Linked DNA regions of Homo sapiens: regions 1, 2 and 3 are each linked to region 4. Evidence: chromatin contacts called from ENCODE Hi-C data. All regions are on one chromosome and are shown on one strand. Each heading gives the region's core, a stretch centred on a gene start or an enhancer-like site at or near the end of the contact. The rest is flanking DNA. Distances are from core to core; before and after follow the strand shown. Region 1 holds the start of ZNF496-DT (ZNF496 divergent transcript). Region 2 has its middle 8.0 kb from the start of MIR3916. Region 3 holds the start of AHCTF1 (AT-hook containing transcription factor 1). Region 4 holds the start of KMO (kynurenine 3-monooxygenase).

Region 1 (3,111 bases), core at 118-2,617, 5.8 Mb before region 4:
ACTAGGATGTTTGCTAGAGCACCTAAGCCCTACCAGCCTTTGATGACCCCTCGGTTCCTCCCAATTCCTCTCCTCCATGTCACGGTTCCTGGCTGGTGTTCCTGAGAGTGGGCTGTACATGAGTTCTGTAAATGCCAGTCCAGTTACGTCAAAGGGGGTGGCTCTCACTTGTACCTGTAGGCTCCAGCTAAGATCTGCGTGGCCCTGCCCGGCATCTGGCTGTCATCCGGGAAACAATCACTGTTCACAAACAAGGGCTTCACTCCTTCGCTCGCTCCATCTCCTGCTAAAGTCAGAATGTGAACACTGACAAACAGCGGCTCCCAGTAACTCTGCTAGTCAGAAGTGATTATTCCAGCAGTTCAGAGGAGGAAGTGGCGGTGCCCAGGGCCACGGGATTAGAAGAGCAACGGAGCTAAAGGATCCCGTGCCTCAGTCCAACCACCTTGTTCCCACTTACTCAGCCGGGCCACTTTCTTTGGAGAAACTGATTTCCTTCTGCTTGCCCTTGAAAGGGGATCCGAAGGAAATCGGAGCTACCGGCAGTAGCTACCCTCCGGAAGACGGAGAATCTTCTCCACCTTCTCCTCTGCGTAGGAGAATCCAATTTCGGTGCAGAGCAGATGGCGAAGGGGCCATGGGAATCAGACCTGCTCAGGGACCGGGTTCGCACTTTCTCTCAAGCTCTGGAGCCTGAAAAATGAGCATTCCCCGGGGACGACCCATGTAAGAATTTGGGCTATATTCAGCATAGTGCAGCGGCCAGCAGCCCTGTCTCGGGGTGGGGTCCGGAGGCCCCCATTTCTGCTTGCCCCTCACTGCCACATAACCTTGGGTCAGAGTCCCTCATCCTCTCCCTCCGCCACTGTGCACAGCTGCAACCGTGTTCACTTCAGCGAGCAACGAGCCCCGTGACCCCCACTCAGGGTCAGGACTCACCGCAGCCCCTCTGCGCAAGCCCCGAGGCTCTGCGTGGCCTCCGGATGCGCGGCCTTTCCTAACCCGGGGACTCCGCACGTGGGCGCCAGGCCCGGAAGGCGCGGATGTGAGCGCTACCTTCGGCGTCCCGCAGCGGCAGGAGGGGCTGGGCGGCCCGGGCTTCGGCTGGCGGCGGGGGGGGGGTCGCAGGGGAGTCTGAAATGAGGCGGCCGACGGCGCGCGGGGCCTCCTCTCTCCGCTCCATCCCGCACCCCCAATTCCAGCTTCCATCCCCAGCCGCGACTCCCGGTCGGCCGTTCCGGGCGTCCACTGGCCGCGTGTCCTGGGGGCGCCAGAGAAGGAGAACAGCGGAGAAAAGAGCCCCGGGCCGACCTTCCGGACCGGCGGGCCCGCGGGGAAGCCCGGGCGCGGCGACGTGGCTGACCCACAAAGCCCCCGGCCCGGCGGCCAGGCCCAGGCGCGCGCGGAGCGGGGCGGGCCGGGGGTGTCGGATGTCACCCCCAGCGCACACCTCGGCCGGGGGGCGGGGGAGCGAACCACTGAGATGCGGAGACCTCCCCAGTCCTAGAGCGGAGCAGGAAGTGTCCCAGGGGAGGGAGCCGGAGGGCTCCGGCCTTTCCTTTCCTCGGCGTCCGGCGGGCTCCCGCGGCGGCCAGGCCTGCGCCGCCCGCCAACAGGGACGCGCCGCGGCGGTGAGTGCACCCCGGCTCCCGCGGCCGGCCCCGCCCCGCCCTCCTCGGCCCGCGCCCGGCCTCCGCGGCGCCGCCTCCCAGCCCAGAGCCCAGCGCTCAGGAAGGTGCGGGCGGGGGAGAAAGCAACACCATTGTTTTTCAGGCGCCTCCATTTGCCCCCGAGCCGAGCCGTGGCTTTCCGGATGATCGGGAGACGCGGTCTGGACGGGCCGGGAAAGGAGCCGGGCGCCTGCGGAGACCCCGCCTCAGCGAGTACGCCCGGCCGGGCGGGCTGGGAGGATGAGGACGGCTGCCCTGGACTTCCGCCGCCACAGGAGGGTTTTCGGCCGGACGCCGGGAGGGAGCTCCAGGCTGTGAGGTGAGGAGCCCGGAGCCGGCGAGACGGGAGACGCGCGTGTGAGGGAGACCGAGGGCGCGGAGGGCGGGCTCCCCCTTCCCTGGCCCACAGCGACCTTCTCCTTCCCTTTCTGCCGATCCAGCTCGGTCCCTCCTCCGCGAAAGGCTGGGAGCTCGCTCCGCCCCTGCGGGGCCCTCCTCCGCCTCACTCACGTTAGTTCATTCATCAGGCATCTCCTCCGAGCCTCCGACGCGCCAGGTGCCGCCGTGACAAAGACGGACGCGGCCGTCTGGTTGGAGACGATCCGAGTGGCAGCCCGGGTGGGCGCCGGTGCTCGGGGGGGCGGGCCTGAGTAGTCCTGGGCGCTGCAGGTGTGTGATGGGCGCCGCAGGGGGCCGCCGAGCAGGGCGGGCGGGGCCCACCCCGGGCTCCAGATGCCGGAGCCGCCCTGGAAGCGATCCGGTGGTGGGGAGCGCTGTAATGCGTCCAGCCCGACGCCGCCACGGCCCCCATATGGGTTTCTGTGTATGTTGTTACTTTGGAAAGCAAAGAGATTCAGAGCAGTGGGTGTTTCTGGAACCACTCAGTTGTTCCGTAGCTTTTCTGGCATCACTTGTCTTTCTGTGAAATGGGAGTGAGGCCCGAGTCCCCCTTCCCACCTTGTGAGCTGTTGGAGGTTAAGACGCGGCCACGCTGGACAACCTCGTGCAGATGGGGGAGTGGCAGGCACTGCCGGTCCTAAGGATCACAGAGGCCTGATGGCAGAGAAGGGGACTGTGAGTGTCCCCATGTGCCCTTTCACGGGCCCAGCGTTCTAAAGTGGGAATCATAAACACCAGGTATACTGGTTGCTGGTCTCTTGCCACCCTAGTTGTGGCAAAAGTGTCGGCTAGTTGTCTGCACACCAGCGGGGAGGTGTAGGGACCCCTGAGTCCCACCTTGGGGGTGTGGCAGCTGCAGTGTCCAGGGGTTCTTTGAGGGCTGAGCTGTGCAGTGACGGACCCACTTTTCTGTCCTGGCCGAGGAAGGGCTTTGGCGAGTGTGCAGTTGCCTTCAATGTGGTTTGAAGAGGGCAAGGATAGAGAATAGGGTGGAGGCGAGGTTGAAGGTCAGGGCAGAATTGGCAGAAGGCTCATAGGAAAC
Region 2 (3,409 bases), core at 100-2,599, 5.7 Mb before region 4:
CCTGGGGGCTCCATTGTTCTTTTTTTGACTGTCTGATTTTTGGGAGGAAGATGGACAGCAGGCGGGGCAGCAATGGTCTACCTGTGGACACTCTCTTTTTGCAGCCCTTGCTCTCTCTAGGGCCCTGTCCCTTCAGCCTTTGGCCTGGGGAGAGACGTTGATAAGGAGGACCGATCTTTCACTGCTGGAAGGAAATGAGGGTTCAGACCGTTCACCTCCCTCAGAGCTGCACGGCAGTGTGACAGCCACTGGCCATGTGTGAGTACTGAGGGCCTGGAATGTGGCTGAACAGAGACGTGCTGGGAAGGTGAAATACAGAGTGAGTTTCACAGATTGACTACCGAAAATTATATAGTTCATTAATATATTGATGAATATTGAGATATTGATCATACATTGAAATGATAATATTTTGAATATATTGGGTTAAATAAATTATTACAATCAGTTTCACCTGTTACTTTTAATGTTTAAAAGGTGGCTACTAGGAAATTTAAAATTCACACGTGGCTTACATTTTATTTCTTAAAGGATTGCCTCCCTTTTTGAAATTTCAGGCTGCCTGATCAAACTACCAGAGGCCAGAAAGGTCATAAAATCTGAAATGTTAAAATCATTGCCATTATATTGTTTTCATTTGTGAATAACATATATATATTATTTATAAATGGATATAACCTTATACAAAAGGTTAAATGAAAATGCCCCCTGGGCTGGGCCAGGCCCAGCGCAAGCAGGAAGCCCTGCATGAAAAGGCTGCAGCCAAGAACCTGTCACTTTGTCGCCCTCAGCCCAGCGTCCGATCACATCCTCCGTCACTCAGGGACTGAGGGGGCGGGGCCTGGAGCCCTATCCAATCAGGGGCGCTGACGTAGGAACCGTCCAATCGGGCGTGCAGCCGGACAGAAGGGCGCGGCTTCCGGGATCTGGCGGGGCCTTCGTCTCTCCTGCCAGCCTCAGCTGGGTCGTCTTCTGTGCTCGGCGTGCTTTGCTCGGGGAAGCTCAGGTGGCCGCCACAGCCTCTTGCCCTCTGACCTGCAGGTATCAGGAGATCCATAGCTAAGCAGCCTGGACACCCGGGAAGCTGGGAAATGGTGAGTATGTGGGCGGGGTCCCGAGGTGGGCAGGGGGCTGATGGAAACGGGCTGGAACTGGCTGTGGCGGCCCCAGGCCTCCCCACAGCTGCCTCCGGAGTCTGCAGACCCGAGACCCCGCTGGACCCGCCCGGCCCTCAGCTTCCCCTGGCCTCAGGATGTGGGCTGGGCCGCCAGCCTCACCCGGCGTCCGGTCCGCTTCTGCGCTCGACTTCCGCCCGGCGCGTCCCCTCGCTGGCAGCTGTGCGGTGGCGACGGCAGGGGCCTGGGGGAGAGCCCCGACCCAGGAGGAGCCACTGCGTGGGAGGAGCTGTGGGCTGTGGGGTCCCAGGCCCTCCTTTCTCCTGGTAAAAATGAAAAGGGAATCAAGGTTTAAACGTTAAAGAGATTATTTGAGCAAAGAGCTGTTCATCAATGCAGAGCGCCCAGTCATGGTTTGTGGGTGCTTGGAGCAAAGGCTTTTGTAAGGGGCATAAGGAAGCGAACCAAATTCAGAACTTGGTTACAGTTACAGTTGTGGAGTCGCCTTATGTGGACTGTCCAGGTGGAAATTTCCTGGTTATTTAATGAGAGGTTAATTGGAGGTTTGTGGTTGGTTCAGGCTGAAAATCGTTTCTTCCTAAGGTAGTAATTTACAAGACATGTATTTCAGTTAGATTTTTTTCCTTAGGAACCGATGGTCCTAGTGCTACTTCAGTCTAATTGATTGCTAGTTAATTATTTTAAACACTCCAGAGGGGGACTGGTTTTCCACTGCGTTTCCAAATGTGTGGCAAGCACGGTCTCACATCCACCATCCTGTCCCCCCAGCCTGTGTGTCCTTTATTGTACATTTCACACACAGTGTTTTCATCATTTTTTCACAGAGCATTGGATGGCACTTTTTTTAGACATCTGTTTTCTGTTTGTAAACATTTTATGTGAGCAGAGAAGAATCACCTGACACACTGCTTTAAAAAAAATCTTTGTGTCTCTTCTTTTATCTTCCCCAGGCACAGACACCTTATCGGAATGTCTTTGGTTTGAGGTTCTGCTTTGGAAATTTTACAAGGTCATGTGTCCTCAGCCACCCTCCAGTCTTTTTCTGTGCCTGGGTTTCATAATTGTCTGGGGGTGACCCATCTCAAGGCATGTTTAGTGAACATTAGCACGTTGTTCCTTTCCTCCCAGAGGACAGCCTCAGTGATGGAGGTGGAGCCTCTTAAGGGAGCAGATGGATGCCCTGGGGCTGAGAGGAAGCTGGTCCTACCCTTCATTTACAAAGCTAACCCCTTAGGACATGCAGATTGTCTTCACCCAACTCCAGCGTCTGTTCCTTGGGGACACATTGCTGGTCAGCCAGTTGGATGCTGATATTGAGAAGAAAAAACAGAAATGATTTCTGACATCTGGATTCTCTCAGACTTGTGAAGGGGGAAAAACTGTTCCAAAGGACAAGGAAGACCCACTGCAGTGAGGGGGCGCGAGAATCTGCAAAGTCAAGCCACTTGGGGCACCCAGTGGGGCACAGTGTGGTGGCTCCTGGGCAAGGCGGGAAGGTGGTCAGTGAGCAGTATGGAAACAGAGGAAGGTCCCAAGTGATAGGACGGCCTGACTTGGCACTTGAGTCAGATTTGTCTGTGTTCCAATCAGCATTGCCACTTCCTGGGTTTTACACCTTGAAACATTTTTTTCACTTAATTCAACCTTAGTTTTTTATTAACTGTCAATTGCATTTTAACAGTAGAGTTTCAAAGGTAAGAAAATGTTTAAGAGGTGGATTTCAGAAAAGACATTACATATATAGTCAAATATTCACTTGTTAAAAATTCTGATTTACCTTTTTCTTCCCTAGAGTATAGTAAGTTTGTCAGGCCTGTTCCTTTTTAGGGGTGATTTTAAACAGAATCCCAGGGCGTAGCTGTGGGAATGCTACCAGGGAAAGTAATAGGGAAAATCCTCTTCCAGTATGGCTATAGGAAATGAATACATTTCCACAAAAAAAGTAGTAGATTAATTGGTGAATTACATTGCTTCATCAAAATATTAGTTCCTCTTTTTTGCAGGGTAGAGGACTTGTGGAGTTGATATCTCTATTATCTAGATGTCTGAGTTTAATACTGAATTTTACAAGATGGGACTTGGCATCTCCTAGATATGTTCATATGTGATTGTTTACTGAATGATTTGAATTACGGAAATAATGTGACATGTTTATTGTCTGAAACTGATAGAGAGTTTTGCTTTTTCTATTGAGGTATACAATGTAAGTGCCTTATAATTTTATTCTCTTAAATAAACACTGTGTTTGAGTGATTTTGCTGGATTCTTCAAAC
Region 3 (3,080 bases), core at 237-2,736, 5.4 Mb before region 4:
AAGGCCGGGCGCGGTGGCTCACGCCTATAATCCCAGCACTTTGGGAGGCTGAGGCAGGTGGATCACGAGGTCAAGAGTTCAAGACCATCCTGGCCAACATGGTGAAACCCTGTCTCTACTAAAAATACAAAAATCAGCTGGGCATGGTGGCGCACACCTGTAGTCCTAGCTACTCTGGAGGCTGAGACAGGAGAACCTCTTGAACCTGGGAGGCGGAGGTTGCAGTGAGCCGAGATTGTGCCACTGCACTCCAGCCTGGTGACAGAGCGAGACTCCGTCTCAAATAAATAAATAAATAAATAAATAAATAAAATAAAAAAATTAATGGGACGTAGTGGCGCATGGTGGTCCATGCCCATAGTCCCAGCTACTTGGAGGGCTGAGGTAGGAGGATCATTTGAGCCCACGAGTTCGAGGCTGCTGTGAGCCTTGATTACACCACTGCACTCCAGCCTGGGCGACAGAGCGAGACACTGTCTCAAAAATAAAAAAATTTAAAAAGCACATATGAAAGGTAACAGAAAAGTAGAAACTTTCCTGATAAAAGAGCATCTTCTTAAAATCCCTACTCTACCTCATGTTATAATCCTTTTACTTACTACTTAGTATTAAGGATACGTTCCCTATCTGTTTGAAACATGTTTGGCGCTGGGATTTGCTTCAAAGGAAGATACTAACAAGAAATAAGAAATTCCACAATGAAAACCCGCGGTGACCAAAAAGATAACAGTGATTTGGGGTAAAATTTTGACTAAAAAGATTAGGCTAGGCTGCGCGAGCATTTTTGGCCATGAAAGCACAGGAGGATGCTAGAAAAAACAGCACCGTGGAAAAAGCGTTTCCCCAGAAGTCTGGGAGCCCACCTTTGGCATGAAAAGCGGGAGCACAGGTTGTAGTGAGCCAAGATCGTGCCACAGCACTCCAGCCTGGGCAACAGAGCAAGACTCCGTCTCCAAAAAAAAGAAAAAGAAAAAAAGAAAAGTGGGAGCACAGAACAGAAAATACAGAATGCAAGCTGCCAATTATGGGAGAAAGATTATCACTCGGCCCCCAGCTGGCAGGGCCACACGATTACGTGACAAGAGAGTCCGCCTGCAATCGCAGCAGGCGGCTGGCAGAGCCCGGCGCGACCCCCAGCGAAGACTACCACTCCCAACTGCGCACGGGGCGCGCCGCCGGGGCCGCCAGGGCGGCTTCACGCGCAAGGCACTGTGGGACTCGTAGTCTTTCTCCCCACCAGCTCCTCGGAGGCGGAGAGACCCGATTTTTTTGTAAATGATCCGCCCTTCCAGGCCCTGCTTCTCTTTCCTCCCTTTCCCTCCCACCTCCTTCTTTCACCGAGAGTTTGAAAATTCCCGCGGAGCCGGCGCTAGAGCGCGGAACCATCGCGAGAACTCTGGTCCCTGCAGCCGCGATCTCCCGCCGGTTCTCCCCTCCCTCTCCGCCCTTTCCTCTGCTCCCTCCCTTCCGGGGCGTGTGGAACTCGGTTTTGTCGGCGCAGGGTAATGCGCAGAGCGGGGCCGGCGCTGTCCGAGGCGAGCAGGCAGCGTTGCAAGGGGAAGGACCCAGAAGCGCGGCGGGAGCAGCGACTGCGTTTTAGCCGCTGAGCGGTCTGCAGGCCTACAGCCCGCGAAGGCACTCTCGGGGGCGTGTGGCTCTGAGGTGGCCGGGGAGGTCGCAGGCGGCGGCCGGAGCGCAGAGGAGCGGCTTCAGCCGGGCGGAGGGGTGTGAGCCCGGCCCGTGGCGGCCACGTCTCCCGGGAGATGCTGTGACGGACCCGCACGGGAGGAGCTCGCGCCTGGCCTGGCGACCCGGTGGACTCGGCCCGCGGCGGCGCGCTCACCCGCCCCGTTCAGGTAGGGGGAAGGGAGGGAGGGGGTTGGGCCCGCGCGGCGGAGGGCGGGTCGCGCGGCCTGGACCCGCGGCGGCGGCGGCGGCGGCGGCGGCGGCGGCGGGGCTTCTGCCCCGCGAGCGCCGGGCCTAGGCCGGGCGTGCGCGGGGCCAACGGATGGGGCTCGAGGGGGCGAGCGGTGGCGGTGGCGGGTACGGCAGGCTCGCGGGCGCCGGGCTTCGTTACATAATCTCGGACCGGAGGAGCGGCGGCACATGGCGGCGGAGCGGCGCTGGTGGTTCGCGTCCTGCGCCGGCAGTCGGGTCCCTTTACGGACGGCCGGGGCCGCGACCCTTTCCCACTGTTCTCCCACGCGATGGACTCGTTGGCGGGCCTTTCCCCGAGGGAAGCGGCCGGCGTGCTGAGCCTGTCCTGTGTTGGCGTGTGTTCCACATGCGCTTGGGCCTGGCCACAGTGAGTAGTCCTGGCGGGGAAGAAGTTGGACTCGGGGCTCAGCCGTGAGGTTCCAGCTCACCCGATTGGTCAGATCAAGGAGATTTAAAATAAAAGCACATCTTGGGGTGCTTTGCCTTCCTTTTTCCTACCTGGGAAACAGGACGGTTTCTTTTGCCACTGGTTGACTGTTTTGGTTTGGGTGTTTTGTTTTGAGAGATGGGGAAATTTTGTTCTCAAAGCTTACGAGGTTCATACTATCTGTGTGCAAAGTTTTATGAGATGAGCGTTATTTTTATTTCCAAATCGTCAGTTGTAGAAATTTTTGGAAGAACTGGGTTCTTCATAGAACAAAACGTAAATCCTTTGGGGAAATCCTAAACGATATTTATTCTCAGAATATCCTAAAGAACCTGTAGATTTTAAGAACTGTCTTTGGCTGGGCGCAGTGGCTCCTGTCTGTAATCCCAGCACTTTGAGAGGCTGAGGCGGGAGGATCGCTTGAACCCAGGAGTTTGAGACCAGCCTGAGCAACATGGCGAGACCCCCCCTTTTTTTTTTTTAAACTGTTTTTTTGTGAGCTTTCACTGATAGAGTCTCTTAGGAGAGAAGAAATTAGAGTGGTTTACTTATTTCGGAGGATTTGACCTGGGATGACAAGCCCAGTTAAGGTTAATACTTGAAGGGATGTTTTAAGTGTGCCAAGCGCTATGGGAAGTCTACGTTGTCTCTGTACTGTGATTTTTGGATCCTGATCCTTCAGTAACATACTACCAAGCTGTCACGAGTTTGCAAA
Region 4 (3,314 bases), core at 424-2,923:
CTGTCAGCTTTTCTGGCCTCATCAGCTACTCTTCTCTGGCCTCAGGCAGTTCCTGCCTTTCTTTCTGCTCCTTGAACTTGGGCAGCTCATTATTGCCTGAGGGTTTCTCTTCCTGCTGTTCCCTCTGCCTGAAATGCTCTTTCTCAAGATCTTCACGTAGTTAGTTCTATCTGATCATTCAGGTCTCTGGTCACATGTCCCTTCAGCAGAGCAGCTGTCCCTGACCACATTCTAAACAGGTACTCCCAAAGATACTCTCTACAGCACTACCCTGTTTTCGTTTCTTTCATAGTGCTTCTCTTTAACTGAAATTGTCTTATTTGTTTTCTTCTTCCTTGTCTTTTTCTTCTCTGGAATTCTCACCCTCGCATCCCTACTACCTAAAACAATATTGGTACATAGTAATCAGATTTTGTTGAACACATGAATTCTCATTTTGTGCAACATTTTGATAGGACAGATTGGACACAAGCCTAGTATGAAGCAGTGACGACACATGTCCCAACCAGTGACCAACACATCATGTGATAGCATTTCTAAATGAAAATTTAGAATCAGAAATATTAAAAGAACTGTTCTAGCACTTTGGGGAAAAGACACTAAGGAAGGCAGAACAAAAGACAGCATATACTGTATAAATACATGTGTGGCATAAAATATACCATCTATATTCAGCCTAGAACAGTGTTACGCCCTCAATAAATTTTTTGTTGAGTGGATATATGAATAATTAATGAAAAGTCTCCAAATGATTTGACCAAAGGTGATAGGGAAATGATTTAACCTTGACTAACTGGGATGTTTGTATTCTGAAACAGAAATTCTGCTGAGATGGGAAAAAGCAAAGTTGAATCGGAGCAGACCCATGTTAAACAGAACTACCTTTGGCACCATAACTATGAAAGCAGAGAGTGACCTCTCCTTCCGTCTTGTTAGGTATGGGGGAAGCCCCAGCACCTTTACGTCACGTGCTCAGTGAGAGGTGAACACCTCACTCCACTGTCTTAGGTGCTCCACTGGAAGAGTCAAGTAAGTCAGGCGACCACATAAATCTTATTCCCAATTACTCATATAACTAGTGAACATTCAACATGATACTTTGACGTTAGCTTCATGTTTCTTGACCCTTTTATTCTCATTAGACAGCATTAACTGAGTTATTAAACAAAGCGGAACAAATGTTTTTATTAAAATGAATATTGAGACTAATTCCTGTTCCTAAAAACATAGCCAATTTGGGGATAAAATCAAATTCAATTTGCATTATTTTTGCTTTTTAACAAATCCTAAACCAAAATGATGAGGGAAAACAGAAACCTTTGTATTTAATGGCTATAAAATACCTTTCCTGAAAAAGAACAGATTAAAACTCATACTATATTAAATCTATGAAAATAAAAATATTAAAAAAATAAACAAAATAGCTGTATTTAAATATCAGAGTTTTCACAAGAAAATTAACAATTTGCAGAAGTGACGAATAATAATCATTACGAGTAATAATAGTTAATATAATACCACCAACAATAGTAATCCATCTGAAAATTCTTACCAAGCCACCACCAATGACAGCTACTTTTTTCCTTTGAATGACAGATGAGTCCATAACTGCTGAAGTATTTTTCACAATTATTGTTGCTTCTGTCACTGAGTGACACTGATTTCTGTGTCTCCTACACACTGATTTCTCTGAGTTTTTATACTGCCCCAAGCCTAGTGCATTCATGAGCCAGCGGCAATGTTTAGTCAGGGCTAATTTCCCTTGACAGTATTAACCCATTAGTTGGCCAAAGTACAATCAGCTCAGCTCTAAGAAAAAATAAATCCATTACAATAACCAAATTTTTTAAAAAATCCATCCAATTGGAGACACTCTATTTTTTCTATCTTCTGTGTAAGACACAGAAATTTTTAAGCAGTCTTGTGGCTTTTCTTCTTCTTTTTCTACAGCATATATTCTTAGTTTCGTTTTCATTCATGATTAACCATGAATGGAGCCCTTCTCATCTGAAGTCCAAAAACATCTTATACCTCCCTTAGAGAGTAAGATGACATGGTTTCATAATTCATCTGTGGATCATTTTTGTGGTTAAGACCAATCAAAAATTTCATCTAAAGGGTCCTCATGGATTGTTTTTAACAGGCTCTACCAGGGAAAATTCTCTGCAAGGTCTTAATATTCTCCCGATCAACATTTTGAATTGTGTAACTGACCATACTTCCCCTTTTTTTTTTCAGCCCAGATGCTAGAAAATTTAGAATCTAATTTTAGAATCGAAAATTTAGAGTCTAATTACCACTAGGGGAGATGACTGACACAACGCTTCTGTAAACTCATTCCCGACTTCATATTATCTATTCACTTTTTTGTCTTTTTCACTCCGTTTTAAATGTTATACTTTTGTGCATGATTTGCGAATGGCAATTGTTTTCTGGAACATGATGTGGTGTAATGTAAAATAAGAACATAAATGAAGTTGTTTCTTCACTTCCTGTTAAGCACATAAAGAATTCAGAACGTTTTTTTCCCTGGTTAGGAACTAGAGTTAAATGGCATTCAATAGTGACCCCTTGTGGATAAGCATGATTAGGTATTTTATTTATTTTGAATAGGTAATACATTAACATGGCATGAAATTAAAGACACAAAAGAGTACACGGTGAATAGTAATCCTGCTAACCTTGACCCTTGGCCACCTATTCCTCCTGCCCAAAGACAACAACTGTTTTGGTGTGTGGGTTACCGTATTCTTCTACACGTTGATTATGTCTTTCTTGTTCTTCCTCTCTCTCCTTTTCTCTCTCTCTTTCTCTCACTCTCTCATTCCCTTCCTTCCTTTCTTTTTAAACATACATTTAAAAACTTTTTCCACATCATATTTCTCACTTTACAACATATAGCTTGAGAATTCTTCAATATCAATATGTAGAGAATATGTATCAATTCCTCAGTATCAATATGTATCATTGTTAAAAAATCTTTTAAAAATTATGAACTATAACACAAATGAACAGTATAATAAGTTACTGTAAAGCAAGTATCCATGTAACTACCATTTAGGTGCAGAGAGAGAATATTGCCAGAATCCCAGAAGTCTAACGTGCCCCCTGTTAATCACCCCTCCTTCGTAGAGGTAACTGCCATACCAACTTTCTTTGCTTTTATGTATAATTGTACCATGATAGATGCATCCCTAAAATAGTTTAGTGTTGACTTTTTTGAACTTTCCTATAAATGAACTTATACTGTTTATTTTTTTACAACTTGCTTCTTTTTCTCAATATTATATCTCTTAAGATCCATTTGTGTTGTT

The links. A loop is a pair of places that touch in the nucleus more often than their neighbours do. Pooled maps may share reads with other maps.
Region 1: a pooled map shows a loop between it and region 4 (2.8-fold over the local background). The contact joins the promoter of ZNF496-DT here to the promoter of KMO in region 4. A Hi-C loop is called at or near these places in 2 of 50 pooled maps.
Region 2: a loop to region 4 is called in a pooled map, with 9 times the contacts of the local background. The contact joins the enhancer-like site here to the promoter of KMO in region 4. A Hi-C loop is called at or near these places in 2 of 37 single-sample maps with no recorded cell type and 5 of 50 pooled maps.
Region 3: a loop to region 4 is called in a pooled map, with 7 times the contacts of the local background. The contact joins the promoter of AHCTF1 here to the promoter of KMO in region 4. A Hi-C loop is called at or near these places in 3 of 50 pooled maps.

What each region holds. Positions count from the first base shown.
Region 1 is chr1:247,330,310-247,333,420 of GRCh38, reverse strand. It overlaps ZNF496-DT (ZNF496 divergent transcript), which reads right to left and starts at 1,367. Exons shown (of 3, transcript NR_168399.1): 1 at 175-1,367. It overlaps ZNF496 (zinc finger protein 496), which reads left to right and starts at 1,554. Exons shown (of 10, transcript NM_032752.3): 1 at 1,554-1,631; 2 at 1,774-1,989. RefSeq lists silencers at 987-1,466, 1,597-1,706, 2,277-2,516 and an enhancer at 1,380-1,674.
Region 2 is chr1:247,208,376-247,211,784 of GRCh38, reverse strand. No RefSeq gene overlaps it. Among named protein-coding and RNA genes, the nearest start is that of MIR3916, 8.0 kb to the right of the region's middle. RefSeq lists silencers at 727-986, 1,127-1,336 and an enhancer at 821-1,320. Within about 2 kb of position 1,349, at least 35 of the 41 ENCODE cell types and tissues checked have a DNase peak (open chromatin) inside an H3K27ac peak, as active enhancers do.
Region 3 is chr1:246,930,354-246,933,433 of GRCh38, reverse strand. AHCTF1 (AT-hook containing transcription factor 1) reads left to right here and starts at 1,486. Exons shown (of 36, transcript NM_001323342.2): 1 at 1,486-1,856. RefSeq lists enhancers at 1,104-1,153, 2,274-2,363 and a silencer at 1,834-1,933.
Region 4 is chr1:241,530,737-241,534,050 of GRCh38, reverse strand. It overlaps KMO (kynurenine 3-monooxygenase), which reads right to left and starts at 1,673. Exons shown (of 15, transcript NM_003679.5): 1 at 1,553-1,673. The coding sequence starts at 1,606. RefSeq lists an enhancer at 1,941-2,090.